Linked DNA regions of Homo sapiens: regions 2, 3 and 4 are each linked to region 1. A link is an interaction called in ENCODE POLR2A ChIA-PET data of the cell type or tissue named here. Cell type or tissue: HepG2. All regions are shown on one strand. Each heading gives the region's core, and the rest is flanking DNA. Links, peaks and the distances in the headings are about the cores only.

Region 1 (7,493 bases), core at 814-5,813:
GCCTCAAACTCCTGACCTCAGGTGATCCACCTGCTTCGGCCTCCCACAGTGCTGGGATTACAGGAGTGAGCCACCGCACCTGGCGTAAGTTTTATATTTTAAAAAGAAAAATAAGGCACTTTGGGAGGCTGAGGCAGGTAGATCATGAGGTCAGGAGATTGAGACCACCCTGGCCAACATGGTGAAACCCCATCTCTACTAAAAATACAAAATTAGCCAGGTAGGGTGTCGTGTGCCTGTGGTCCCAGCTACTCAGGAGGCTGAGGCAGGAGAGTCACTTCAACCTGGGAGGCAGAGGCTGCAGTGAGCCGAGATCACGCCACTGCACTCCAGCCTGGGCAACAGAGCGAGACTCTGTCTCAAAATAAATAAATAAATAAATAAATAAATAAATAAATAAATAAATAAAGAATAATAATTATGGCCTTATTTATAAGTAGGACAGGGTTTCTTAAACAAGATGCAAAAGCAAAATCAAAATAATTAAAAATAAATAAACTTTATTATTTAAAGCTTATAAAATGTTCTCTGAAACAAAAACCCAAAAACAAATTGAGAAGACAAGCCACACAGTGAAAGGAGATATTATTAATGCATATAAATGACAAAGAATTAGTACACAGGATATACCAAAAACACCAAAAAAATCAATTTGAAAAGGACACACCTACAAGAAAAGGCAAAATATATGAAAAGGCCAAGGACCGAAGAGGAAATTGAACGATCAGTCCAACAAATGACAATTGCTCAAACTCATCAGTAATCAAGGACACACATAATGAATAGCCTGCATCATCGTTTGATACTTATCAGCTTAGCACAAATGAAAGTGTCTGACAACGCAAGAGTTAGTCAGGAAAAGAAGACGCAAGAAAATTCCTATATGCGACTGGGAATTGTCAGTTCCTGAAATCACTGAGGGAAATAATTTGGCAAGAAGCAAATCTGCTTCGTGGATGTACGGTGCAAGGAGACAAATTGCAGTGTTGTTTATACATGTGTAAGAGCTAACACTTGGAAACTTTTGGAAGAAACAGTCCTCCACAGGCTTCCTGTTCTCCTACAGGTCTTACTGGGTGCACCAAGACTATAAAGCCTTGACTCTTCTTTACTGGATCCATTTTTCGGGGTCGTAGTTGCAGGGAGGAACCTCAAAGGAGAGGGCTTGCCTGCTGCCTGCTATAGGTCCACATGGTGCCCAGCTCAGTGGTCCTCTACTGTGACTTGACCCAATGCATGTGCGGGAGTCATAGGGTCTCTGCATCACCCCGTGGGCATCAGGGCTTGAGGCACCAGTGCAAATACACTGACACTGGCCATTGCTTTAGCTGTGACAAATAAATGAAGTCTTCTGTCTCTGATTCAGAAATCTTAAGTCTTCTGCCAGCATCCATGAAACTGGGGCAGCAGCCTCACTTGTGAATCTGTAAGTAGTGAGTGAAATGTCAGCCTCTTCACAGTTCTTGACAGAAGCCACCCAAATATCCATTATCATCATCATGATTAAATTGTATGATTCATGTGAAATGGAGACAGAGCAGGGATCCCTTTGAGGGGCCTGCCACTCTTCCCAACCAAGCATGGAAATAAAGAAAAATCTTGAGTTCCTTTGAGGGAAATTCCGGGCACCTAGCTAGCCCTGAGGAGTAAGTGAGCAACCTGATAAGCAAGGAGGTAACAATAGCTGAAGACAATAGCCGAGGAAGTTAGAGCCACCAAATGTTTGGTTCCCCATAGAAACTAAAGACAACATCTTAATATATATCCCTGAGTTGTTTTCAAAAAACCTGGACTCCCACCAAATGGAAAATGACATCTGCTGGCACATAGACCTTAGATAACAGAGGAACTGGGGACTGAACTCTGACTGCCATTTTTTGTTCTGAATTTCTTCCTGAGTGGCCTGGAGGAAGTCATGCCTACAGGTCGGAGCTCAGCATTCCTTTCTGTGGACCCCTAGGCTTTAGACAAAGTTTCACTCCCTTAACCAATTCGCAAATCAGAAAATCTTTGAATCTACCCATGACCTGTGCCTCGCCCCACACTTCAAGATATCCCACCTTTTTTGGCCAAACCAATGTAAGACCTCCATGTATTGATTTATGACTTTGCATGTAACTTCTGCCTTCCCACCTTTAAAAACCCTTACACTCAAGCCATTCGGGAGTTTAGGTCCTAGGCGAGAGCTATCCGGTTCTCCTTGCTTGGTGCCCTGTTATAAATGCCTCACTTTTTTCACTGCAAATCCCACTGTCAGTGTTTGGCTTTGCTGTGCCAGGATGGGTGGACCCAAGTTCGGTTTGGTAACAATAAAATGCAATACACTAGTTAAATGGATGTAGCTACATCTGTTGGCATTATCAAATTGCAAAAACATAATGTTCAGTGAAAAAAGCTTGTTAGAGACTGATGTAATCAACAAAAGTTCAATACTTTGCTATATATAGTTTATGGAGCCATTCATCTGTAGCATTAATGTAGCGTCATTCTGGGGATGAAAAACATCAGTTTAAGGACAGGGTGGGAAGCATGGAGAGGCTTCCATGATCCTTGTGTGTGTTGTTTCTTAAGGAAAAAGAGCTGATGAAAATCTGCCAAAATGTTACAGTTTTGTGTGTGAGAATATAGGCGTTCATTATGTTGTTTTTATGCTTTTCTGGATATTTGCAGTCAACCATAATTTCAGAATATCAGTGATGGTGGCGCTTCCCATTTTGTACCATCAATCTGTCTAAGATTCACAGAATTACCTCACATTTCCCTTTAAATATGAATCTTCGTTCTCACAGTTGGAGGCTTAATGTTTCCAAAGGTATAAATGTGGTTTTTTGTTTTTGTTTTTTTGAGACGGAGTCTCGCTCTGTCACCAGGCTAAAATGCAGTGGCGCGATCTCAACTGACTGACTCTGAACTCGGGGTTCAAGAGATTCTCCTGCCTCAGCCTCCCAAGTAGCTGGGACTACAGTCATGCGCCACCATGCCCAGCTAATTTTTTTATTTTTAGTAGAGACGGGGTTTCGCCATGTTGGCCAGGATGGTCTAGATCTCTTGACCTCATGATCCTCCTGCCTCAGCCTCCCAAAGTGCTGGGATTACAGGCGTGAGCCACCATGCCCGGACAAATATGTGTTTTTGTAGGTGGAAACTTCTCTCAAATTAAAACATCCTCTATACCAGAAACCTGGGGAAAAAACATCATTAGTTGGCCTGACAGGAAATCAGGCAGTTTTGTTTTTTTTAAACAAAAAAAAAAAACATTAAAGTCCTAATGTGGAGGCAGAGAAAAACCCATGCTGCTCACTGTCTGTGGCCTGATGCCTCCATCTCTTTCTGCGGGACCTTTGTCCCAGGTCTCCCTCTCCTGACCTAGATGAATGAATGAAATGAACTAATGTGTACACAGACTCTGTGTACATATGGCTTTGATTTGGGAGAAAAGATGAATCACTCTGAGCTGGTAATCTGATCTTTGCCCTTCTGCTAGTAAACAGTTGAAAGATAACTCAATACATTCTCCGTCTGCCTTTTAAAACCAGAATAGCAAATAAAGGCCCTAGAGGGGCCTGGTTTGGATGGGGGAAGCCATTTATCACCTTCAGGGAAAAGAGAATGTAAATAGGTCCACATTTATTCTCCGGTCCTCCCGTGGCCACGACAGCCTTAGAAATACTCACCTTGTTTCAGTTAGCAGGCCAAGGGTCAGCGGTCAACAGAGCTGCTCCAGCAAGCTCTGTGTGGTGCCTCAAACAGGCCACACAAAGAGATGCTGTTTAAAATCGGAATTCCTTTCACCCTGAGTAAGTTTCCAAAGCAAAGGGGTCACCCGGTGAGTGTTGGTGCAGTCCTCACTGTTTGTCCTGCCTCTTGCTACAGAGGACATCTGGCAAAAGCAGATCAGAAAATGAAAGAAGTCTGTCCCAGTTCTGCCCTCCCCAGGTGGTAGAATTTCTCATGCGATTGTTGCTTGGGGTGTGTCACTCTGTACTTGAGTAGGTGGAGGGTGAACAGACTGATCAGCTGGCTATGAGATGAGAGCAGGATGATGATCATTCACTGGGATGTGTCTGGCCAACTGGGAAGAGTCAGGTAGCTCAAGGCCTGGAGATTCTCATCAGGGAGAGCACAATGGGGCCAGGCCTATAGCTGAGGTCCAGGCACAGAGGCTGGGCTATGAGAACCAGTGTCCTCAGTGACTGCGACAATGACATGTCCTCTGTCACCACCTGCTACCGTGAGGCCCCAGCCCCGGCTGACCTGTAGACTCAGATCTGGGCCTGAGAGGGAGGCTTGACTTCAGCCCCTCTCATGAACAGAATCCACAGCACCAGGGCTGAGAGTGGTGGCAGGGCCCAGGAACAGTGATATCCAGTAGAATAAGTGTGACCCACCCCAGCCCCCCACAAACCAGAGGGAGTGCTGAGCACCTCCGCCCAGCCTCAGGCAGCTGACTTCACTAAAGGAGGCCAAAAGGAAAGAAAAATGTGACAAGTGTGTTTTGATGGCTGATGCGCAGGCTCCCAGAGAACCTTCAGAAATCAGGTGGGAGTTGGAAAGATTTTTGAATTGTCCTCCTGCAATAGCATGTTGAAGAAAAACTAGCTAAATATACTTTATGTGTAATTCCATGTCCATATGCATGATTTCTTAGGTGGCAACCAAAGGCAAGGAGTTCCTGTGCAAATGGTATTGCCAATATTAAGGTTCTCAATACAGTATATATTTTGTTGTATTCATTTGCTAGGGCTGCCAGAACAAAGTTCCACAAATTGGTTGCCTTAAACAACAAAAATGCATTGTCTCACAATTTCTGGAGGACAGAAGTCTAAGATCAAGGTGTTGGCAGTGTTGTTCCTTCTAAAGGCTGAAGGAGAATCTGTTGCAGGCCTCTCTCCTTGGCTTGAGGACAACCATCTTCTCTCTGTGTCTCTTCCCATCATCTTCCCTCCAGGCATGTCTGGGTCCAAATTTCCCCTTTTTATTATTTTTTATGTATTTATTAATTTTTTTTTTGAGATGGAGTTTCACTCTTGTTGCCCAGCCTGGAGTGCAATGGCGCAATCTCGGCTCACTGCAACCTCTGCCTCCCGGGTTCAAGCGATTCTGCTGCCTTAGCCTCCCAAGTAGCTGGGATTACAGGTGCCTGCCACCATGCCCAGCTATTTTTTTTTCTTGTATTTTTAGTAGAGATAGGGTTTCTCCATGTTGGCCAGACTGGTCTTGAACTCCTGACCTCAGGTGATCCACCCACCTCGGCCTCCCAAAGTGCTGGGATTACAGGCATGAGCCACCATGCCCAGCCAAATCTCCTCTTCTTTATAAGGACACCGGTCATATTGGATGAGTCATATTGGATTACATGCCCACTCTACTCTAGTATAACCTCATTTTAATTTGATCACATTTTCAAAAACCCTGTTTCCAAATGCAGTTGCATTCTGAGGTACTAGGGGTTAGGACTTGGACATAGACATTTTGGGGGACACAATTCAACCCTTATTTGCCAAATCACTTTTTAGAATGATTAAGGCAATTAATGATCTTCTTAAAGTGAAGAAACAACCCACAGAATGGGAGAAAATATTTGCAAACTACCCATCTGACAAGGAATTAATAACCAGAATATATAAGGAGCTCAAACAACTCAACAGGAAAACATCTAGTAATCCAATCAGAAATCAAAATCTAGTAATCCAAATAAAAAATCAGAAATGAATAGATATTTCTCAAAAGAAGACTTACAAATGGCAAACAGGCATATGAAAAGGTGGTCATCGTCACTGATCATCAGAGAAATGCAAATCAAAACTACAATGAGATATCTCACCCCAGTTAAAATGGCTTTTATCCAAAAGACAGGCAATAACAAATGCTGGTGAGGATGTGGAGAAAAGGGAACACTAGTATATTGTTAGTGGGAATGTAAATTAGTACAACCACTATGGAGAACAGTTGGGAGGTTCCTCAAAAAACTAAAAATAGAACTAGCATATGATCCAGCAATCCCAGTGCTGGGTCTATACCCAAAAGGAAGGAAATCAGTATATTGAAGAGATATCTGCACTCCCATGTTTGTTGCAGCACTGTTCACAATAGCTAAGACTTAGAAGCAAATTTACAGTCCATCAACAGATGAACAGATAAAGAAAATGTGGTACATATACACAATGGAGTACTATTCAGCCATAAAAAGAATGAGATCCTGTCATTTGCAACAACATGGATGGAACGAAACTGGAGGACATTATGTTAAGTGAAATAAGCCAGGCACAGAAAGACAAACATCACATGTTCTCACTTATTTGTGGGATCTAAAAATCGAAACCATTGAAATCATGGACATAGAGAATAGGAAGGATGATTACCAGAGGCTGAAAAGGATAGTAGAGGACTGGGGAGATAAGGTGGGAATGGTTCATGGGTACCAAAAAAAAAAATAGAAGAATGAATAATACCTACTATTTGATAGCACGACAGGGAGACTATAGTCAATAATAATTTAAGTGTACATTTTAAAATAATTAAAAGTATAATTGGATTGTTTATACCACAAAGAATAAATGCTTGAGGGTATGGATACCCCATTCTTCATGATGTGCCTATTTCACATTGCATGCCTGTATTAAAACATCCCACGTACCCCATAAATATATACCCCTACTGTGTACCCACAAAAATTAAAAATAAAAAATTTTTTAATCTTGTCAACAGTGTATTAGGACATTGTGTTGTTGCAATTTCCTTAGCATCAAGTTCCGTCTTTAAAAAAAAAAAAAAAAAGCTTACTGATAGGTTTTTAGAGCCTGGTAATTCATTCTTTTTTGTTTTTTGTTTTTGCTCCGTTGCCCAGCCTGGAGTGCAGTGGCACAATCTGGGCTCACTGCAACCTCCGCCCCCTGGGTTCAAGCAATTCTTCTGCCTCAGCCTCCCAAGTAGCTGGGATTTTAGGTGCCAGCCACCACACCCGGCTAATTTTTGTATTTTTAGTAGAGATGAGGTTTTGCCATGTTGGCCAGGCTGGTCTCAAACTCCTGACCTCAGGGGATCCACCCGCTTCAGCCTCCCAAAGTGCTGGGATTACAGGCATGAGCCACTGTGCCCGGTCGGTAATTCATTCTTAAGTAAACTGGCCATATATGAATTGGCCATTTGAGTTCTTTCACAAAATATAAGACTATTTCCCCCCTTACAGTAGCTATTGTTGAATAAGATGCCAAGAAGGACAGCCAGCAATAGAGAATCAGTGCACAGATGCACTGGCAGGATTACCGGGTACATCTCCACCTCACTAACACCTTCTAGAGGTCACCATGAGCGTGGTGGGAAGCAATTTAGAATCAGAAGCACAGGGGTTCAAATCCCAGCTCTGGGACTTTCTAAATGTGCTCTTTTTCCAACTTTTTGAAGCCTGTATTATCTTATACGAAAAATCTTATCCTCTTCACCCAACTTTTCAAGGATTAAAAAATCCTCACATGGCATATTGCTGCACCACA
Region 2 (7,493 bases), core at 1,036-6,035, 160 kb after region 1:
TGAGGGCCACATTCCTCTGCTCACTTGTTTGATGGAGCAAGAACAGATCATCTAAGGATGCTGGAAAGGTTAAGGACCTTCCTGGAGGGCACTCGCTGTGTATCTCTGGTTAGGTTGGCGGTGACATTCACTCTGAGATGGCATGATCAGTAAACACACCACTTGGGGTGGGTGTTTTTGAGAACGTGTGTACAGCAGATTCAAATGACTGTCCTAGGCTCTGGGACCCCAAAAGCAAGTGTCCTTGAAAATGACTCAGGTGCTTAGATCTACATATGTGACACTGTGCTGAGTGTCCCTGTACAGGCCTGTACATGGCTTTAAAGTAGTACATGGCAGATGTGGCATAGAGCATACATAGATAATTAAAGCAAATGTATACTTCATGCTTCATGTCTGTATTTTTGCTTCATATTGTAGCTTGCTAAGTTGCAGTAAGAAAATACTACAGGCAGGATGTGGCGGCTCAGGCTTGTAATCCCAGCACTTTGAGAGGCGAGGTGGGTGGATCACCTGAGGTCAGGAGTTTGAGACCAGTCTGACCCATATGGTGAAACCCTATCTCTACTAAAAATACAAAAATTAGCCAGGTGTGGTGGTGAGCACCTACAGTCCCAGCCACTCAGGAGGCTGAGACAGGAGAATTGCTTGAACCCGGGAGGTGGAGGTTGCAGTGAGTCAAGACTGCACTACTGCACTCCAGCCTGGGCGACACAGTGAGACTCTGTCTCAAAAAAAAAAAAAAAAAAAGGAAATACTGCAGACAGGGAAGCTTGAACAGTATAAGTTTATTCTCAGTTTTGGAAGCTGAAAGTCTGAGATCCAGGTATGGGCCGAGTTGGTTTCTTCTGGGGCCTGTCTCCTGGGCTTGTAGATGCCACCTTCCCCAGGTGTTGTCCCTCTGTGTGTATCTGTGTCCTAATGTCCTCTTGTTTTAAAGACACCAGTCATATTACATTAGGGCCCACCCTAATGACCTCATTAAACTTTAATTACCTCCTTATTTTTATTTATTTATTTATTTTTTGAGACAGAGTCTCACTCTGTCGCCAGGCTGGAGTGCAGTGGAGCAATCTCAGCTCACTGCAACCTCCACCTCCCGGGTTCAAGCAATTCCCCTGCCTCAGCCTCCGGAGTAGCTGGGACTACAGGCACACCCCACCACGCCTGGCTAATTTTTTGTATTTTAGTAGACACGGGGTTTCACCATGTTGGTCAGGCTGGTCTCAATCTCCTGACCTCATGATCTGCCTGCCTCAGCCTCCCAAAATGCTGGGATTACAGGCGTGAGCCACCAAGCCTGGCCTTAATTACCTCTTTAAAGATCCTATCTCACATTCAGTCACACACTAAGGCACTGTGGTTGGGACATCAACCTTGGGATTTTAGGAGGCGCAACTCAGCCCATAGCAATGTTCCAGGTTTCTTTTTCTTTTTAAAACACCATTTATAAATGTAGAAATTTTTTTTGTTTGTTTGTTTTTGAGATAGAGTTTGGTCTGTCACCAAGGCTGGAGTGCAGTGGCGCAATCTCTGCTCACTGCAACCTCCACCTCCCAGGCTCAAGCAGTTCTCCTGCCTCAGCCTCTGGAGTAGCCGGGATTACGGGCGCCTGCCACCACAGCTGGCTAATTTTTGTATTTTTAGCAGAGACGAGGTTTCGCCATGTTGGCCAGGCTGGTCTCGAACTCCTGACTTCATGATCCACCCGCCTTGGCCTCCCAAAGTGCTGGGATTACAGGCGTGAGCCACTGTGCCGGGCCAAATTTAGAAAGTTCATAAGCAGATGACAGACAAGAGGAGCCTGGGGAGGAATCCTAGCCTAGCAGTCTCCATCTTAATCAGAGACAGGCTTTACCCGCAGGTATTGACTGTCTGACCATCGCAACTGTGACCAGTCAGCACCAGTGTCCCAGGCTTGTTCATATTCAGCCAGAGTACCAACAGCCAGCAGAGAATAAAGCTGACTGGCCCAGTCACGGCGCTGCTGCCAATGCTTCTGCTCCAGCCTTCGGAGTCTTCCCTTACCCCACCCCTGCCACAGAACCCTCTTAATGTTCGTACTTTTGACAAGCCCTGTCCTACTGACCCCAGACCCCAGATTGCATTGGCTCCTCAGTGCCTTCTGTACCCTGAACTCACTGCACCAGCCAGTCCACCCAGGCAAAGATGCCATACGAGGCCCTCAGCCCTAATGCCATTTGACTTTATACCCAATACTGGAGAAAGCAGACTCTTTGCTCAATGTTTAATTTCTTAGTTGGAATTTCCAAACTTTCACTCCATTGCAGCACACAGGATGGAGGGCCCAGGGTTGTGAGTGAGTTTACTCTTTTTAACCAGAGTAGTACAGGCATCAGTAGGAAAGGGAATGAGAACCCCATTGCTGGAGACATCACTTTGCCTCTGCTATTTCATTACTTTCTCTTTCTTTCTCTTTCTTTTCTTTCATTTCTTTCTTTCTCCCTCCCTCCCTCCCTGCCTCCCTCTCTCTCTCTCTCTCTTTCTTTGTCTCAAAAAAAAGTCATGTTGGCCAGGATGGTCTCAATCTCCTGACCTCGTGATCCACCTGCCTCGGTCTCCCAAACTGCCGGGATTATAGGCCTGAGCCACTGCACCTGGCCTGTTTCATTACTTTTGTTTTTATTTTTTATTTTTTTTGAGACAGAGTCTTGCTGTGTTGCCCAGGCTGGAGTGCAATGGCGCAATCAACCTTCGCCTCCCAGGTTCAAGCTATTCTCATGTCTCACCCTCCCGAGTAGCTGGGATTACAGGTGCCTGCCACCATGCCTGGCTAATTTTTGTATTTTTAGTAAAGACGGGGTTTCACCATGTTGGTCAGGTTGGCCTCGAACTCCTGAACTCAGGAGATCCACCTGCCTTGGCCTCCCAAAGTGCTGGGATTACAGGCGTGAGCCACTGCGCCTGTCCTGTTTCATTACTTTCTAAGTAAGTCACCATCAGCTTCAGCAGTCTACCATAGGTAACAAATGGCTCTTCCTGAACGCATGTTGAGGACACTTTGAGGTCTGGACCCCAGCTCCTTAATCACGTATATGGAGTGGAGGTGCGCTGTTTACTGTAGGGCCTCACCAGGCTGGCTGTGCAGAGTTTACAGACTGACTTGCATGAAAAAAATTGGAAGGCTCACCCCAGAAAGGAATGTTGGCAAGAGAAGTTATTTACTTAGAGGTTGAACTCTAGTTTGGTCTTTGGGACTTTCCATGCTATTTGAAAGAATTCTGGCATCCCAACTATGTGGCAAGGGCTGACCAGGGTGAAAAACCTGCTTCATGTCACTTTAATTTGGAGAAATGAAATTTGCTTTACTTGGAAACAGTATCCGCAATTAAGCCAAGGAGGGAGGGCGGGGGTTGGAGAAGGTTTCACAGGGATAGCAACATCCAGAACAGCACTTCTATAATCTTTGAGGTGAGATATTTAGATGCCAACAGGTCCAATACTGCAAGAACATATCATTCACTCATTTATTGGAGACAGAGTCTTGCTCTATCACTCAGGCTGGAGAGCAGTGGTGCGATCTTGGCTCACAGTAACCTCTGCCTCCCAGGCTCAAGTGAACCTCTTGTCCCAGCTTCCTGAGTAGCTTGGGCTACCGGCATGAGGATGTCTCTACATATTTTGTGGATGATGTTTCTACATTTTTTGTAGAGATGGGGTCTCACTGTATTGCCCAGGTTGGTCTTGAACTCCTGGGCTCAAACTATCTGCCCACCACAGCCTCCCAAAGTGTTGGGATTAGAGGTGTGAGCCACTGTGCCCAGTCGAATATATAATTTAAGTCATTGGCAAGTAGCATGGGTTTTTCACATCATGAAAGTAATGTAACCCCACAGTGGGAAACTAGAAAATGAAGGAAAAGTCTAAGGTGCCTTAACAATTGCCAGTAATCCTACCCCCAAGGGACAATCCTGGTTGTCACCATTAACATGTTTACTTCTTGCAAGGTTCCTTTTTTTTTTTTTCGAGACAGAGTCTCCCTCTGCCTCCAGGCTGGAGTGCAATGGCACGATCTCCATGTGTCCAGAATTTATTCTTTCTGGTGGGTTCTTGGTCTCTATGACTTCAAGAATGAAGCTGCAGACCCTTGCAGTGAGTGTTACAGCTCTTAAAGATGTGTCCGAAGTTTGTTCCTTCAGATGTTCAGATGTGTCCGGAGTTTCTTCCTTCTGGTGGGTTCGTGGTCTCACTGACCTCAGAAGTGAAGCCACGGACCTTCGCAGTGAGTGTTACAACTCTTAACGGTGGCGTGTCCAGAGTTGTTTGTTCCTCTTGGTGGGTTCGTGGTCTCACTGACTTCAGGAATGAAGCCACAGACCCTCATGGTGAGTGTTACAGCTCATAAAGGTAGTGTGGACCCAAAGAATGAACAGCAGCAAGATTTATTGTGAAGAGCAAAAGAACAAAGCTTCTACAGCCTGGAAGGGGACCTGAGCAGGTTGCTGCTGCTGGCTCTGGTGGCCAGCTTTTATTCCCTTATTTGGCCCCACCCACGTCCTGCTGATTGGTCCATTTTACGGAGCACTGATGGGTCCATTTTACAGAGCACTGGTTAGTCCATTTTACAGAGCTGTGATTGGTGCGTGTACAATCCTTTAGCTAGACACAGAGCGCTGATTGGTGCATTTTTACAGAGTGCCGATTGGTGTGTTTACAATCCTTTAGCTAGACACTGAGGGCTGATTGGTGTGTTTACAATACTTTAGCTGGACAGAAAAGTTGTCCAAGTCCCCACTCAACCCAGGAAATCCAGCTGGCTTCACCTCTCACTGGCTCACTGCAACCTCTGCCTCCTGGGTTCAAGTGATTCTCCTGCCTCAGCCTCCCGCAGGTGCACACCACCACGCCTGGCTAATTTTTGTATTTTTAGTAGAGATGGGGTTTCACCATGTTGGCCAGGATGGTCTCAATCTCCTGACCTTGTGATCTGCCTGCCTCGGCCTCCCAAAATGCTGGGATTACAGGTGTGAGCCACCATGCCCACTGCCCAAGGTTCCTTCTAAGCATGTTTTTATCTATGTAAGCATGTCTTTTCTGCATAACTTTAGATTGTTTGAGCAAAATCTTCTAAGAAAATTTTTTGAAGCCATCATTTTATTTTATTTATTTTTTCCTGAGACAGATTATCGCTCTGTCGCCCAAGCTGGAGTGCAGTGGCACGATCTCTGCTCACTGCAACCTCCCCCTCCAGGGTTCAAGAGATTCTCCTGTCTCAGCCTCCTGAGTAGCTGGGACTACAGGTGTGCACTACCATGCCCGGCTAATCTTTGTATTTTTTTTTTTTTTTTTTTTTAGTAGAGAAGGGGTTTCACCATGTTGGCCAGGCTAGTCTCGAATTCCTAACCTCAGGTGATCCGCCCACCTTGGCCTCCCAAATTGTTGTGATTACAGGCGTGAGCCACTGCTCCCGGCCTGAAGCCATCATTTTCACCTTGCCAATCCCATGCAGGTTGAGTTCAAACCTGCCCTCTTAGAGTTCCTGTTTTGCTGCCTGGGAAATGGGAACAATTATAATTCCTGTCTCAATAGGCTATGTCTTTGACTGTTTGTGCTGCTATAACAAGAAACCAGAGACTGAATAATTTATAAAGAGCAGAAATGTATTTTATCAACAGTTCTAGAGGCTGAAAAGTCCAAGATTAAGGTCGCAGCAGGTTCAGTGCCTGGGGACAGCCTGGTCTGCTCTTCCAAAATGGTGTCTTATTGCTGCATACGACCAAGGGGAGGAACATGGTGTCCTTACAAGGTGGGAGGAACCAAAGGGGCCAACCAGGGAACTTACTCCCTCCACCAGGGCTTTTCCTAAGGGCATCTAATCCCATCAGGTTGTCAGAGCCTTCATGACTCAATCACCTCCTAATTAGGCCACACCTCTTAACACTGTTGCATTGGGGATTACGTTTCAACATGAGTTTTAGAGGGGACACAACTATTCAAAACCACAGCAGGCTATTCCTTTAAAACACAGAAACTGCTCCCTGACCATAGTGTCCTCAGGAAATGTTTTCTGATTGTTATATTTCTCATAATTATAAACAATGCTGCCCTGAACATCTTTGCACCTAAACCTTGGATTGTCTCTCTGATAACCTTCTTGGAATTGAATCCTGGCTGTAGTTTTACCAGTGTCCCATAGAGAATTTAAAGTAGAAGCTGACCTCCAGCCTGACTCCTCCCAGGCAGCTTCTTTTGCAGCTTACAGAGTCCATGCCCCACTCTGACACCTCTTCTGGCCAGGGTGTAAGAATGCAGGACCTCTGCACAGGAGCAGGTGGGGGGTGTCAACTTCTAACAAGGTGAACTTTGCTTTGTCAAATGTGTGCTGAGCAGGATCTGCCATCAGTTGGGCCTGAGTTTGTCGTCAGAGGGTCTCTCCATAGTGGGAAGCTTCACGGTGTTTTTCACCAGCTGCTTCTGAATCACACAGGTGGCTCTGAATCACACAGTGTGACATGACTGATTTCGGCAGAGGTCTCAAAATGCAGCTCAGATGTCACCATCTCCATGAGGACATCCCTAAACCCCTCTCAGTGTCAGTCATTTCCTCCTCCAGGCCACCCTGCACCTCTGTTTTACCTTCCATATCACAATATGCTTCTTTCCTTATGTGGCCGTCTCCTCCCCTGGTTGATGTCTTCCCCAATGCATTGGTGTGAATCACCTTCCCCCATGAATTGGTGTGAATCACCTTCCCCCCGTGCATTGTGTTAATGTACACACTGAACAGATTTCTTAGGCAAAGCTGTGAACCCCACCATCCCAGGGACAGGCAGCATCCACATTCTATTCAATGTGAATCACTCTTCCTGGGGTTGGGCAACATAGGGTAGCACTGATTTTAGTGCTCATTAAACCATTTGTTAAACTAATGTGAAATTGCAGAGAAACCTTCTGCCCTTCACCTTGAGGGTGGAAATTAAAGTCAAGACCCACTTAAGAGGAAAGGCCCTGGTGAATTACAACCACTTCCCCTTTTTAATTTCAGTCAACACTTTTACACTGGGACCAAGGGGGCACAAAAGTAATATCCCTTTGCTGAAGGTCTGCAGGAGTTATCATTGCATCCCTCTGAAGGGGACATTCGGAAGTGTGGTTTTGAGATGTCAAAATTTAATCATTGCTAAGAGTTAATGTGGCCTCAGCAGTAAATACACAGGCCCTGCTCCAAGCTGAACCCAGGGTGAATGGTCAGAAAACAAGTCAGGAGAAAAGACACTGGTGGAGGAGGAAGGAGCTTGCTCTGACCCGGAGAAAGAACTCAGTGCCCGTCTTGGCTCAGCACCCTGTCCTGCAGCCCCAGTTTTCTCAGCTGTGAATCACGCCAATAGAACCGTAGATTAGTGGTTTTCAGACTTTTTTAAAGAGACAGTATCTCATTATGTTGCTGTAATGCAGTTGAAACGGGAAAAGTTCCCTTGTCCTCTTCACAGGGCATGTGATGGGGATGTGGCTCACTTCTTTGGTGCCCCCCT
Region 3 (7,493 bases), core at 1,516-6,515, 130 kb after region 1:
ACATCTGAACAACTGTTCATGGAGCTCCATCCGCAGGGAGATGCACTTGTAAAGAACAAACTCAGTGTAATGCAATGTCTTATAATAGGGAGATAGGCCGCATTGTACGGAGCAAAGAGGCCCAATTGATAACTGAGTTACAAAGCGCGGATGCAGCTCTGGTGAGAAGAACAGGACAGGAAGAGTGCCCCAGAAAAGGGAGCCGCGTGTGTCAACATACAGAGGCATGAAAGAGCTTGTGTCAGGGAAGTTCTGTGTGCCTGAGTTACCTGGAAACGAAGGGGGCATTTAGGGGATGAGATGAGACAGAGAGGCATGGCGGGAGAGGGGTGACAGCTTGGATCCCAGCTGAGGAGGTCAGGCCTTACCCTGCAGCCTTTTCCAGGTTTCAAGGCCAAACTCTCAGACTGCTGTTAAAGGGAAATCATTCTGGGGGTGTTATGGACACAGCAGGGTGAGGTAGCAGGGGTGGGTGAGGGGCCATAGATGGAGCTGCTGGGGCCTGCGGTGGGCAGAGGACTCCAGAGCAGAGATCAGGGACTCCTAGGGTGCTTGGGAGCACAGAGGACTGTGCCTCGGACCTCTTCCTAGGGTAAGCAAATGCCAACAATACCTGGTGTCACTGAAAAAATAGGACAATAGAAAGAAACAAGGGGAAGGGTGCCACATTTGGAGACTCTGAAAAGGCAAAACAACCAATGGAAGCTTTGTTAGATGCTGCTTCAGGGCCAAAAACCAACTGTAATAGACATTTTGGGGGCCATTGGGGACATCTGCATATGGCAGGATAGTAGATAATCCTAGGGAAGTATGGTTGATCGTTTGCGTAGGATGATGTTATTTTGGCTATGTGAAAGAATGTCTTGTCCTGGTGCAGTGGTTCACACCTGGAATCCCAGCAGTTTGGGAGGCTGAGGCAAGAGGATGCCTTGAGCCCAGGAGTTCGAGACCAGCCTGGGCAACATAGTAAGACCTTGTCTTTACAAAAAATGAACAAAAATTAGCTAGGCGTGGTGGCGCACACGTGTAGTTCCAGCTACTCAGGAGACTGAGGTGAGAGGATTGCTTGAGCCCCAGAGGTAGAGGCTGCAGTGAACCGAGCAACAGAGGGCAACAGAGAAAAACCCTGTCTTAAAAAAAAAAAAAAAGAAAGTCTTTACTTTCAGGAGAGGTGTGTTGAAATACTTAGGTCTGTAGCATCATAACTCAGTAGTTTAGTTTCAAGCAGTTCAGAAGAAAAAAGAAAATAGCAAAAAAGAAAAAACGGTAAAATGTTACTGATTACAGAATCTAGGTAGGACATATAATGGTGCATGCTGTGCTATTATTAAATATTTTTTGTTTGTTTGTTTTGTTTTGTTTTTTGAGACGGAGTCTTGCTCTGTCACCCAGGCTGGAGTGCAGTGGCACAATCTCCGCTCACTCCAACCTCCGCCTCCTGGGTTCAAGCAATTCTCCTGCCTCAGCCTCCCACGCAGCTGGGACTACAGGCACCATGCCTGGGCCACCATGCCCAGCTAATTTTTGTATTTTTAGTAGGGACGGGGTTTCACGATATTGGCCAGGCTGGTCTCAAACTCCTGACCTCGTGATCCACCCGCCTCGGCCCCCCAAAGTGCTGGGATTACAGGCATGAGCCACTGCGCCTGGCCTTATTATACATTTTCTATGTGTTGAGAGGTTCTCATCATTTAGAAGATAGAGGGGAGATGATTGAATATAGTATACCATGCATGTTAAGATATAAAATTAAATAAATGTTGGCCGTTTGCTTTCCTGCACCAGGTTTAGGTTTCTGAAATGTGTTTGTTACTATGAGGTTTCCTTTGTGAATAACTGTAAAAGTTCTGTGGCGCACAGTTGGGAATAGAAGAAAATGCAGCGGCTGGAGGAGGGGGGGTGGTGTTGTGGCCCATGGGGAGCAGGCGCGGCCCAGGGAGGCTGGGAGGCCACCACCCACAGCACTCGTAACCATAGACATTTAAATGGCATCTCCATCTCTAAACTTGGCTCCTTCTATTTTTGAAACTTTCGAACATAAAAGAGTTCATTTTTAAACAGGCTCTTCTGAGTCGGCTGAGCCTGCCCAGGCCCCAAATCCTGCACAAATGCAGCCAGCGCCTGGAGGCAGTCAGACAGTCGCAGAGTGTCTCATTTTGCTGTAAGTGACAGCCATAGCTAATGCCAGGGCGGGAAGGAAGACGCCTTCCATACCACTGGGCTGCCAGGACCTGGAAAATGTTTCTGCTTGACATCGCCATGAAAAAATAAAGCAAACGTCCTGCCCTAGAAAGAATCAGGCAGGGATGGGAGCAGAGGGCTGCTCTTTAGCCTCAAAATTATCTGGCGTTGTTTTTCTTGGATGACTGACTTTGTTAAAAGCCCCATTTCCCTTCAGATGCAGCCCGAGGATGACAGTCAAGGGTGACTCCAGCCAACAAACTCACGGGCTCCCTGTCTGTCCCCAGCCCGGGAGCCAAGACACAGAAAAGCGTTCCTGCCTTAGAGCCAAGCACCTGGCCTGGAGGTGTTTGTAAGGGGATCCCCTCCCCCGACCCCCCAGCAATGGGGAAAGTCCCCGAGACCTTGACCACTCTGCGCAGTTAATCCAGAGGCTTCCAGGACGGGGCACTGGCTGACTTCACTTTCACCTGTGGGTGCTGGACCCAGTGCACCCCCAGAGGCCAGGCAGCTTTCACTTTGGGGAATGTGGACTCTGTGGGTCCAGAAGGGCCTGTGTGGAAAAAGAAGCCAACAGTCCCTGGTTTTGTGTAAAGTCTCCTGATGTTTAAAGGCTGGCAACGAACTCAACTGAAAACAAATGCAAAAATACCACAGGCCAAACCACGGGTACAGGCTGGATGCACCCATGGGCCACCCAGTTGCTCTCTGTTTGGCTGTGACCAACTCGGCCCAGGTCCCATTTCTGGCACTCATTCCTGTTTCTTCACTTAAACAAAATGGCATGAATGCTGCCTTCTCAGGGGGCATGCTGTGAGGATGCTGTAACTTTGGAGAGTGTCTGGCCCTTTCTGGGGTGCCCCTGCTTCCTCCCTTCCTCTTTTCCCCTCCGTCTTCCCTTTCCTCCCTTCTCCCCTTCTCCCCTCTTCTCCCTACTCCCTTCTCTCCTTCCCTCACTTCTTCCTCTCCTCCTGTCTCCTTTCTCCCTCCTTCACTCCTCTTCTCCTTTCCTTCCTCCCTCCTCTTCTTTCCTTCTCCCCTCTCTTCTCCCCCATCTCTCCTTTCCCCCCTGCTTCCCTCTCCTCTCTCTCCTGTCTTCCCTCCCTCTTCCCCTCCCTCCTTCCCTGTCCTGGCCCTGAACCTTTCCCTGGGCTCCCACGCTCTGCTCAGTCTCACCTAGGCCCAGCCCATGTCTTCTCAGACAACCCAGCACCACCCCTCGACCACCTTCCACAGAGGGGGCTGCCCTTTTCAGCTCCCTTGCCAAGGGGCCGCCAGCATTTCCAGGTCAGCTCACGAATGGCAGTGTTCTCCAGCTCTTCTGTGTCAAAAACAAACACCCTCCTCCCAGCGCTGCTCCTGGCCGGCTGCCCCGCCCTCTGCCAGGCGTTTCTCAGAGGACAAGACCTAATGAGCTGGCTGCTGCCAGCCTGGTCCTCACAGTTCATCAGTAGGATTCCAGACAGGCATCAGGCTCAGGGACAGCGCAGAGACAGCTGCCTTCTCCTCTTTCCCGGAGGCACCTGAGACCTGAGCGCACCGAGGGGGCCGGTGCATGGGCTGCTCCCAGTGAGCGTGAAGTTCACGCCCAGAAGTACACCCGCCACCAGCTGCAGCAGCACAGGTTCGTCCAGCGCACCACGAGAGGCTGGGGCTCTCTGGGAGTGGAGGAGCAGGTGGGGATGAGCCTGGACTTGCACGCAGAGCTCTGGGCTCCATTAAGCCCCCGCCCCGTCCTAGCTGTGTCGTCTGGGCACGCCAGTTCTCCCTGAGCTGCTCTCCTCCTGGCAGAAGGGGGGTCATAACAGCACCAACATGCGGGATTGCGGTGAGGTCTAAACAGTCAGGCACAGGAAGCTGCACAGAGAAGATGCATGGGCAACAGCGCCCATGGAGAATCCATGCAGCCCCCTAAGAGGGGCAGAGAGCCTCCAAGCAAAAGTCATTCTATCTCAACACTCACTCCCCTGAAGACTATTCGTTCTTGGGAAATAGGATACCCAATATTGAATGTTTGTGGTCCCCTCGTAACTCACATGCTGAAGCCCTAATCCTGAATGAGATGGTGTCTGGAGATGGAGCCTTTGGGGGTGATTGGGGTTAGATGAGGTCAAGAGGGTGGGACTACCCACCACAGGATTACAAGGAGAAAAAGAGGAAAGGGATCTCCCCGCCCTCTCTCTTTCTCCCCCTCTCCCAACCAGGGCAGAAGAAGAAAAGCCATGTGAGGACACAGTAAGAAGGCGGACGTCTGTAGGCCAGGAAGAGAGTCCTCACCAGGACCCAACCATGCTGGCACCCTGGTCCTGGACTTCTGGCCTCCAGAACTGTGAGAAATAAATTTCAGTTGTTGAAGCCATCTGTGGTATTTTGTTATGGCAGCTGGAGCAGACTCAGACAATCTTTAAATACACATACTTTCAGCAGTAGCTGGCATGTCTGACCTGGCAAGATGAACTGATTGCACACTTAGGTAAACTGACTACTCATCCCAGCAAAGCCCCTAACCCTGTAACCACCCACTGAACTGACCAGACTGGTGGCTTAGCCCAGCCTTGGACAGGCAGAACTTCAGCCTTGGACACAGTCCCTGTCATCCTAAAGGAGCCTCCTTAAGGAGCACTTGTAGGACCAGAGAGAGTCAGAGTTAATAGCAATGATAGTAACTTCAATACTTTATGTGGAGCAGCTGTGTACAATGAGCTAGGGCTGGGACCAAGCATTTTATATTCATCATCTTGTTTAATCTGTGTTGTTACCTTGTGAAGAAGGTAGGATTATCTCGATTTCACAGAAGAGGAAACTAGAGATGAGATTCCCTGTCCAAGTTTACACTGCAAGTACCAGATGGACCAAGCTTCCAACCCTCCTCTCTCTGACTTTAAACCTTATGCATTCCATTAAAATTAAAGGAAAAAGAGTCATTGATCAAGGTCTTTTTCTTTCTTGAGATTTATTTGGGGTTGGGGGTGGTGTTGCTTTTTTTAAAAAAGAAGAGGCAAACATGTCTGTTAAAAACAAGCAGACAGGCCGGGTGTGTTGGCTCAAGCCTGTAATCCCAGCCCTTTGGGAGGCCAAGGCGGGTGGATCACTTGAGGTCAGGAGTTCGAGACCAGCTTGGCCAACATGGTGAAACCCTGTCTCTACTGAAAATACAAAATTAGCTGGGCATGGTGGTGCACATTTGTAATCCCAGCTACTTGGGAGGCTGAGGCAGGAAAATCACTTGAATCTGGGAGGTGGAGGTTGCAGTGAGCCAAGATAGTGCCACTGCACTCCAGCCTGGGTGACAAAGTGAGACTCTGTCTCAAAAACAAACAAACAAACAGAAAGCTCTGTTTTACCATCTTGGAGAGAACAAGCCTGAGACGGAAGGTTGGAAGCTCAAGAGGAGGTGAGGGCGCTAAGCAGGGAAAGCAGACCCCAGCAGTGGAAGTCCCTCCTGCCCCCCTCACTGTGAGCTTTGTCTTGTAAGAGTATGTGACATCGGGAGGCTGAAGCAGGAAAATGGCATGAACCTGGGAGGCGGAGCTTGCAGTGAGCCGCGATAGCGCTACTGCACTCCAGCCTGGGCAACAGAGCAAGACTCCATCTCAAAAAAAAAAAAAAAAAAAAAGAAAGAGTATGTGACATTCAGATATTGTCAGCGCAGGATACTCTGCTGTTGCTCAGAGGCTGGGGGCTCCTGCCGCGTTTGTCCACTGTCCCCTCTTCCTCATGCAGTGACTGCTGAGCCTGGAGTTCCCAGTGTTCGAGCATGGCAGAACTGGCTTAAATGGCCCCTCTCCCACTCTGCCCTTGCACCTCTCTTAACCTAACCTTGTGTCCTCATCCGTGGAGTGGGCATACAGGCCACACTGCACAGGTTTGTTGTAAAGTTGAATTAAAGGAACGCTGGAATCTGCCACCACAGTGTCTAGCACATAAGAAGACTTCGAAAGATGCCTGCTTACTTCTCTCCTTCTCTATCTACTAAGATTGTGTTGATGCCTTTTACAGTTTGGTGGGGAAGGTCAGAGGACGTGGGGAAACATGTATGTTTAGGAGAGTGTTTTGACATACACAAGAGTGGTGATTTCTTTTTTTGTTGTTGTTTTTGAGACGGAGTCTCACTCTGTTGCCCAGGCTGGAGTGCAGTGGCATGATCTCGGCTCACTGCAAGCTCTGCCTCCCGGGTTCATGCCATCCTCCTGCCTCAGCCTCCCAAGTAGCTGGGACTACAGGCGCCAAGAGTGGGGATTGCTATACGAGCCCAAAGTTCCTACAGAACCTCATTTCACCATCACTTCCTTCTCTGTTTCCTTCCCTTCCCAGCCCCCGTCAGAGGGCCTCTCAGCCCCAACCTTATGTCCCCTCCCAGGCCCCCATCCTGCCCCAGCCCCACATGGCTGCCTTCAGCCTGTTCTTCCTAAAATATTCATCTGATTGAAGCACTGCCCCCACCTCAAACACTCTGATGGCTGGACATCACCCAGGGTGCCAAATTCTGAGCCTCCACTGCCCCACGCACAGTGTGCAGCCCTGCAGCCTTCCCAGGTTCCTCTCCCACCCACCCCCTGACACCCTGGACTGACTCCCCTTACAGGAAGGCCTCCCCTGCTTCATTTTCTTCCCTACCCAAAGAGACTGCAGACATAAAAGCTCCCCCACCTTCCAGCCCAGGAGGATTCCAGTCACTTCTTCCTCATCAGGTTCCATCCCTGACCAGATGGTTATCACACTGTGTTATTTATCTATCATCTGTGTCCCCACCGAGCTCAAGCTTGCAATCCCTAAAGGTCAGAGGTTGCATCTTCAACCAGCACCCGGCACACAGCAGGTGTGCAAAAGATGCCTGCAGGAAGGCGAGCTAGTTAAGGGCCTGCTCAGCTGCCCCGAGCCAGTGCCTGGTGGCCGAACCAGCTCCAAGCTGGTTCTTGCCCATCGCACATGCCGGTGTCCCTCATTCCACATTTCCCCTTCACTGCGGGACATTTCAGCATGCTGAGTCTCCTCAGACACTAGCACAAGGGGGCAGGTGCTTACTGAAAGTCCAGCCCGGGTGCATATGTGGCCTATGTGTGCAGTGATGCACCACTTCATGGCGGGGATACGTTCTGAGATTTTGTCATTGTGCGGTCATGGAGTGCACTTACACAAACCGAGGTGGTGGAGCCTCCTACTCACCTAGGCTACACCGGACAGCAGATTGCTCCTAGGCTACAAGCCTGTCCAACGTGTTCTGGTACTGTATACTATAGGCAATTGTAACATAGTGTAAGTATTTGTGTATCTGGACCTATCTAAGCATAGAAAAAGTACAGTAAAGTTAC
Region 4 (7,493 bases), core at 902-5,901, 290 kb after region 1:
CAGCCCGTGGGCGTGCAGTCAGGGGTGGCCTTGGCAAATGCCTGCCTTTCTGGGCTGCTCTCCCCGTGTGGTGGTGTGGGGTCATGAGAGGGCCTTTGATGCCAAGACACCCAGTTCCCTCACATCTTTATTTTGCATGGAGCTTTCTCCCCTAAACAGGGCAGTGCTGTCTTCCTCCTGGCATGGAGGAGTAAATGGAAGGATGGACGTGGCAGCCCAGCCCAGCCTGAGCACTCTTCTGCCTCCCTGCTGGGTGGCCTTGTAGAAGCAGACCCCCCCATTTAGCGGAGCTTGGGCAGGAGGGTTTCCGCCTGCACCGTGTGGCTTCTCAGGGCAGAAAGCACAGAATCTTTTTTTTCTTTCCTGATCCTGTCTGGGCTGAGTCTTCTGGCACTGTGATCCTTGGCATTTTGGATGGGCATGGAATTGCTTTCAGATAATACTGACATCCCCGATGTCACCTGGGTTGTCACTGTGCCCTGTGGCACCTGGCCAGGTCACCTGATAGCTGTTTTTGTTTTTCTCTTTGTTACCATTCATTGAGTACCTATTCTGTCTCAGATGCCCTGCCCTCCCTCACCTGCTGGAGCTCAGAAAACTGAAGAAACTCCCACATCACCCAGACACTAAGGGGCTTCTGCTCTCTGGGGTGTCAGTGCCCCTGCAGGCCCCTCTGTGACCTGCCCTTAGACCTGGCTGCTCTTCTGCTCTGTCCTGTGCTGGCGGCCCCTCCCACACCTGGAGTTTACCTGGCACTTGTACCCACCCCCAGGCCCTCCTCTGCTCTGCAGCTAACCTGAGGGGCATGACCCCTTTGGAGAGGTTCTAGAATAGCTTCATCCCAGCATGTTTTATCGAGGTGAGCTGCCGGGTCTGTCAAAATTCCTGGAGTTGTGCTGGCTGAGGGCATGATTGTTTTGAAACCCCTGGGCCTAATTCCCTGGTAGGGCAGAAAGAAGGCAGTGATGAGCCTTGCCAGCCATACTTACCGACATCCCAGGACAGGACTGTAAGGGTGTCTGTCATCTTAATGACATACTGTGTGAGGGTTCTTTGTCTGCAGGCATAGGGTGCCTTTGTGGCTCCCCGGGGCATTTAAGACACAATGGAGAAGGAACCTTTTCCGTGATTGTGGCGCATTGAACCCGTGGCTATTTACCTGTGATGTTCGTTTTCATATTCCTGGTAGCAGAATCTTCTGTTTACTGCAGCAGCTTACAAAAGTGGGATGTGAGGTTAGATTAATTCATGGACTCAAAATCGGCACATAGTATTGTTGAGAAAGGAGCTGGGAGGCAAACCTCCCTTTGTGAATGTCAACTTGGCATATGTTACATGGACACAGGGTTGGAGCTTCCTGGGAGCCAGTGTGAAAAGGAAACCACAATGATTGGCATGTGCCTTTCTGGAAGGTGGGAAGAAACAAGAATCAGCAGAGAAAATGTGCGACGTGGGAAATTATGGAGGGTGTAGACTAAGGCATCAGGGGCATGCACCACGTCTCCATGAGTCGAGCAGAATGATGATTTTGGAGGGATGTCAGAGGCAAGCTATTGCAGCATAGCCTCATTGGGACCTCTGGCTTTTAGAACTATAAAGGGACAATTGGTGTCTTTCTGCTTACATTACCGTTCTATGGGCTGTGGTCTTCTGGGTCATAGAGAGAATGCTTCACCATTGTTCAGGTAACTACTGTCCCTAAGGCTGGGAGAGGTGGCCGGGCTCCTTACAGGGGAGTCACAGCCTGTGGTCCAGCTGCTCTGTAAGTCTACGTGTATGTGTACACGCAGTGCTCACATGCGCACACAGGCACAGAATGTAGTGGTAGGTGTGAGCATGGACTAGAGTTGGGTTGAGTCCCATCCGGGGTATGACACTGGTGAGCTGTGTGGCCCTGAATGGAGTTCTTTCACTTTTCTGGGCTCCACTTTCCTCTTCTGTAAAATGAGGACGCCACCAGCTCTTCTTGGGGTCACTGCCAGGATCGAATGAAATAACATGCTTAGATCCTCAGTGCTAGTGTGACACAGGGAAGACACGTGATGTGTGGGGAAGAGCCTGGTTGGTTGTCCTGTGAAGGTGAGTTGGCAGTGCGGTTCTTCTGGTGCCCACAGCCTTTGCTGTGTGCCATTCATTGTTGATCTGGTTCTCCTGATGGAGAGAACCAGTCTGATGAGTTCCAGAGCGTGTCCCCTGCTTCCTGAGGGTGAGGGCACCGATGACAGACACAGTAGATGATTCCTGTGATCCCGCATTTGCAGACTTGGAGGCACCACGGTCAGAACAAGGGCGCATGCGAGTCTGTCCTTGGTAGTTGCAGGTTTGCAGGATCTTTTCATGATGCTGCGGCCTAACAGTGGTCCGAATGGTGGCCCCACAGCTTTTGATTGAAGTTCAAGGGCAGAGTGTCCTTGTTTTTTTCCATCCTGTGTTTACCTTCATACACTCTGCAAGCGATTGATTCATACCAGCAAATCTTGATGCCCTCAGGTGCAGGGCAGCCTTCACTAGGACACCCCGAGGCCATGTATGGGACCCACTTCCCCGCCCGGCCTCCTGGGCAGCCCACAGCCAGCCTGAGTCCAGGGAGGGCCTGGCCCCCCCCCCGGGGAAGTGCCGCCTGTTTACAGAGGGGCCACTGTCCTTGAAGGAGGCCGGTGTCTCCGCCTTCTGGTGGCGGCCTCTGGTGTGGGAGGGTTCAGGGCAGTGCCTGATCCAGCTCCGGGCAGGTCCCGAGCCCGCACCAGCTGCCTGCACTCACGCTGTGATTGTTCTTGCTTGGCCTTGGCCACTGTGGTCTGTGGCCCTGGAAGAGGGGTTGGGTAAGAATAGTGGCTGAGTCATCAGGGCGGTGCTTCTCTTGGTTCACCTCACCCGAGGCCAGTGGGCTAGTTCCCTCCAAGGTGACTGCAGGGCTCACATTTCAGCCTGAGGCTGGAGCTCACACTCCACCTTTGCACAGCTCTGTGTGCAAGATGCGTGTGTCTGTGGTCTGTGGTGTGTGTGAGGTGTTTTGTGTGTGTATGTTGTGTTTGTGTGTTGTGTGATGCAGTGTGTGTGTTGTACGTGAGGTGTGTTTTTGTGTGTGAGTTGTCTGTTGTCTGTTGTGTGAGGTGTGTGTGTTGTGTGTTGCGTGTGAGGTGCTTTGAGTGCGTTGCAGTGTGTGTAGTGTTTTGTGTGTGTTGCATGTGTTGTATTGTGTGAGGTGTTACCTGTGTGTGTGAGGTGTTTTTTTTTGTGTGTGTTGCGGTGTGTGTGTTGTGTGTGAAGTGTTGTGTGTGAGGTGTTTTGTGTGTGAGGTGTGTCTGTCGTGTGTGTTGTGTGTGAGGTGTGTGTGTTGTGCTTTGTGTGTTGTGTGTGAGGTGTGTGTGTTGTGCTTTGTGTGTTGTGTGTTGTGCTGAGGTGTGTTGTGTGTGTACATGTCTGTGCTGTGTGTGTTGTGTGTATTATGTGTGAGGTGTTTTGTGTGTGTGAGGTGTTTTTTGTGTGTGTTGTGGTGTGTGTTGTGTGTGAAGTGTTGTGTGTGAGGTGTTTTGTGTGTGAGGTGTGTCTTGTGTGTGTTGTGAGGTGTGTGTGTTGTGCTGTGTGTGTTGTGCTGAAGTGTGTTGTGTGTGTACATGCCTGTGTTGTGTGTGTGTACATGTCTGTGTTGTGTGTATTGTGTGAGGTGTTGTGTGTGTGTTGCAGTGTGTGTTGTATGTGTAGTGTGTGTTGTTTGTGTTGTGTTTTGTGTATGTGTTGCTTATTTTGTGTATGTGTTGTGTTGTGTGTGAAGTGTTTTGTGTGTGTTGTGAGGTGTTTTGTGTGTGTTGTGTGGGTTATGTGAGGTGTGTGTGCTGTGTGTGTTTATGTGTGTGTGTTGTGTGTGAAGTGTTTTGTGTATGTGATGTGTATTGTTTGTGAGGTGTTTTGTGTGTGTTGTGTGTGAGGTGTTTTTTGTGTGCTGTTTTGTGTGTTGTGTGAGGTGTTGTGTGTGAGGTTTTTTTATGTGTGTTGTGTGTGTGTGTGTGTGTGTGTGTGTGTTGAGACTTGCTCAGTATGTTTTACTTGAACTCAGAAAGCCAGACAGAGGAAGTGACCAGAGCAACAAGACCAACCAACACAAGGACAGGACAGATGTGACTGTCAGGAAGTCTTGCAGGTCACGTGCTGCCATCCCTGCCTCTGCCCCAGTGACCGTGATGGAGTCTCATGAAGCTATTTGATTCTTTCAGAAAGAATGCTGACCAAATGGATGATGAGGAGCTTCAGATAAATGAAATCACTTTAATGGTCTCCATTTTATTTTACTGAAAAATTAAGCAAATTTCCAACAAAACACCCACACTTTCCACCTGTAAATTACTGGGTGTGGGGCTTAGTGAGCTGAGCATCCAGTGATCTGGGACAGTGGATCCAGGTGACCTATGTGGGTCTGTTCTGCCGGCCCCAGCCTGCAGTGGTTTCTGCATGCATGTTGTCACAGAAGGCTTCCCACAAGTCTCTGGGTATGCATTTCTTGTCCTCACGGCCCATAAGTCCAGGTATTTGACTGGACAGTGGTTATTTCCTGCTTATAGATTGTTTCCACCCCTCAGTAAACTTCAGAAACACAGACACGGGTCTATACACCACAGCAGAGTCTCGGCTGAAGATCACCTACACGTGTATGTGTGCGTGCTCATGGTTTCTGGATTCACCGCTGCCCCTTCCAGATTCTGTGTGTCTCATCAGGAGTCTTCATGCAAACATATTTGACCAGAGTCACAGTGAAATTGAGTTCTATTAGGTCAATGGATATACGCAAATGTTCTTGCTCCTTAATCTCTCTGATCTCCAGGAAGCAGAGAGAAGAGTTTCAAGGATCCTGTTAGATCAGCATCCAGGTGTTCCATTTGGTCAGAAGAGCCAAACTCAACATCTGTGGCTTTGGCAAAAGTCAGGTGAGACCCAAAAATAAAAGTACAAACCGATACTGCATTCCCCAGATCTTACCTTGACACTCAGTCATCACAGAGTGGTGTTTAGTTAGCCTGTGCATACAGCATTCGGGCATTGGCAGGGCACGGTGGAGGACGATGGGTGTGGATGCTGAGCAGTCGGGTGGGAGGAGGGCTGCGTGGGCGATCACACTCAGATTGGGAGGGCTGGATGCGCGTGAGGTCGCTCAGCAGAAGGTGAGGAAGGGGTGGGGCCAGCACTGTAAGTCCGTCTGTTTCTCACCCAGCGCCCCTCTGGAGGGTGCTTCGTTGTTGGGGATGACCCTCACCCCCATCTCCCAGCTGCTGCGTCCTGAACAACAACGGCTCAGGGTCCTGCCTCATCATTGCCCATGGCCTCAGCCCTGGGAGGGTGTGGATGTAGTGCAGGCTGGTTCTCTGTTGCTTTGGAGCAAGTGCAGACCAGCAGGAGTGTCCGGGATTTACTCTGTGGGAGGGAGTAGGACAGGCTGAAGATGTGCTGAGATGTGGGCTGGGACTTCCTGTTCCCATGGCTCACCTGCGCCTTCTGGTCTAGACGCCTCTAGTCCCTAGAGAGTGGCTTAAGCGAATCAACCATAAGGCCTGTGTGTAGGGAGCTGCCAGGGAGCAAGTTTAGGGCCACAGTCCTGGACTGCTCTCAGTTTTCTGTGCATTTCACCCCTTTGAAAGTTTCTCCCTATATCCCTGTGCACGTGCCTTTCTCTTGATGGGCACACACAGTGAGTACCAGTGAAGGAGGGCAAGCCAATGGGCTCCTTTCCCAGTGACACTGACACCTAGCCTTGCAGGTAAGGAAACGACGTGCTATGAGAACATTCGACCTGGAACATGCAGTGGGGCCTCCCTCCTTCTCACGGATCCCAGAGAACCATCTGTAGGGGAGGTACAGGGGGTTGAGTTGTGTTCCCCCGAAATTCATGTCCACCTGAAACCCCTGAATGTGACCTTATTTGGAATGATGACAGAGATGAGGTCATGCTGGATTAGATTGGGCCTGATTTCCATGACTGGGTTCTTGTAAGAAGAGGAGAGGATGCAGACACAGGGAGAAAGCCAGGTGATGACAGAGGCAGAGGCTGGAGCCACGTGTCTGCAAGCCAAGGAACCTCACCAATTGTGGCAGCCTGAGAAGGTGGAAGAGGCAGGGACAGATCCTCCCTGGGGCTCTCAGAAGGAGCGCAGCCTGCCGCCTTGGTTTCAGACCTCCAGCCCCTGGGTCTGTGAGAGAACACATGCCTTGTTTGAAGCCAACCACTTTGTAGTGCTTTACAGCAGCCTTAGGAAATTAATACAATGGGGTGCATCCCTTCACTTCTTTCATATTGATTAGTTGTTCCTCAGGCATTTCTGGAAATCCTTTTTGGCTCACACCTCTCCAGCCTCATCTGGGTGAAGACATGGGCCGCGAGGAGCTGGTACCCAGTGGACACCCGAGGGGGAGGTGGCTCCTGGGCAAGCCTGGCTGAGGCCCCTTCTCCAAACTGCCGCATTCTGCTCAGATGGAGCAGACTTTGAGAATGGGCAGATAAACAGCAGAAGATGTTAGTGGAACGTGTTTAAAAGAGGAGCTTCTGGTGATGAACTGTCATTCGAACTGGGCGGGATTGTGAGGCTTCTGTCACCCCAGGGCTCTTCCAGGAAAGGCTGGCAGGGCCCGCGGGTGCCCTGGAGCTGCCTGCAGGAGTCAGGCACTAAGTCAGTGGGAGCCAAGGTTGGAAAGGAAGACCCCCTTCCATTCCATCCTGAATGACTCCATGGGTGAGTGGGACCCAGGACGGCTGCCCTTCAGAGCTCAGCCCAGTTCCCAGAGACGAGACGGTGAGATGGTTACCAGGATGGTCCCTGCCCCTTGGCCCCGGCCTCTGTTTCCAGCTGCTCCCCTTAGCATCTGCACAATTGCCTAGTGAGGCCATCATGACCCTGTGGGCACAGTCTTCTGGGACTGATGCCTGTGGTTGTGGCACCCCCACCCTCACCCCTTCTCCCCACAGGCTGAACTTTGATCCACACTTTTCCTTTGATTTCACCGTCTCCTCTCACGCCTAAAATAACATACAGGCCTTTGGCTATTTCCAAAGGGTTTCTGGGAACTGCGCCCCAGTGAGGAGGCTTCCCAGCAGCCTTGGCCTTCCCTTCAGGCAGACTCCTCATCCACAGTCAGGAGCCCACAGGTCTCAGTTCACTGACCTGCTGAGAAAGACGAAAAACCTTCAACACATTAAAAAAAAACAAAAAACAAAACACACCCGTCAATGTGAGCCTCACACAAGCAGGCGCTCTCCCTTTGTAGCTGGAATTTGAAAGTGGTGGGTTGGATACTGTTCCTGAAGCTATTGTCCCACCTCTGCAGGTGGAGGGAATTGTGAACGGTCAACAGCAGGGAACATATTAACCCTGGTGTCAGCTTACATCCACCCGGGAGCACAAAGCCTTGGCTAATGATTAAAAACCCACTCCGGCTAGGAGGCCTGGGCTGCAGGTGTGTGGCTCACAGACACTGGATTCCCATCAGCCCTGACCATTACCTGCGTC

Evidence for each region. ChIA-PET counts read pairs that join two places held together with the same protein. Peaks named below come from ENCODE experiments on the same cell type or tissue, not always from the same donor. Only the 100,000 strongest peaks of a DNase experiment are listed, where the experiment ranks them.
Region 2: POLR2A ChIA-PET joins it to region 1 with 15 read pairs; 11 of 35 experiments call an interaction of 5 or more read pairs at or near these places.
Region 3: POLR2A ChIA-PET joins it to region 1 with 12 read pairs; 4 of 35 experiments call an interaction of 5 or more read pairs at or near these places.
Region 4: POLR2A ChIA-PET joins it to region 1 with 13 read pairs; 3 of 35 experiments call an interaction of 5 or more read pairs at or near these places.

The regions. Positions count from the first base shown.
Region 1 is chr7:47,759,760-47,767,252 of GRCh38, reverse strand. LINC00525 (long intergenic non-protein coding RNA 525) reads right to left here and starts at 5,777. Exons shown (of 3, transcript NR_038407.1): 1 at 5,740-5,777; 2 at 3,675-3,880; 3 at 481-1,424. In HepG2, for the core only: no CTCF peak of the experiment used is centred there; a DNase peak (open chromatin) is centred at 3,612; H3K4me3 peaks cover 401 bases.
Region 2 is chr7:47,600,807-47,608,299 of GRCh38, reverse strand. No RefSeq gene overlaps it. Among named protein-coding and RNA genes, the nearest start is that of LINC01447, 17 kb to the left of the region's middle. RefSeq lists an enhancer at 7,150-7,239. In HepG2, for the core only: no CTCF peak of the experiment used is centred there; DNase peaks (open chromatin) are centred at 1,429 and 3,169.
Region 3 is chr7:47,631,546-47,639,038 of GRCh38, reverse strand. No RefSeq gene overlaps it. Among named protein-coding and RNA genes, the nearest start is that of LINC01447, 13 kb to the right of the region's middle. RefSeq lists an enhancer at 3,653-4,364. In HepG2, for the core only: no CTCF peak of the experiment used is centred there; DNase peaks (open chromatin) are centred at 2,738 and 3,588; H3K4me3 peaks cover 1,830 bases.
Region 4 is chr7:47,470,648-47,478,140 of GRCh38, reverse strand. The region is part of intron 4 of TNS3 (tensin 3); the gene reads left to right. Among named protein-coding and RNA genes, the nearest start is that of SNORD151, 9.6 kb to the right of the region's middle. RefSeq lists a silencer at 2,497-2,556 and enhancers at 2,431-2,974, 6,787-7,493. In HepG2, for the core only: CTCF peaks have their summits at 2,655 (motif pointing left) and 2,958; DNase peaks (open chromatin) are centred at 2,360 and 2,820.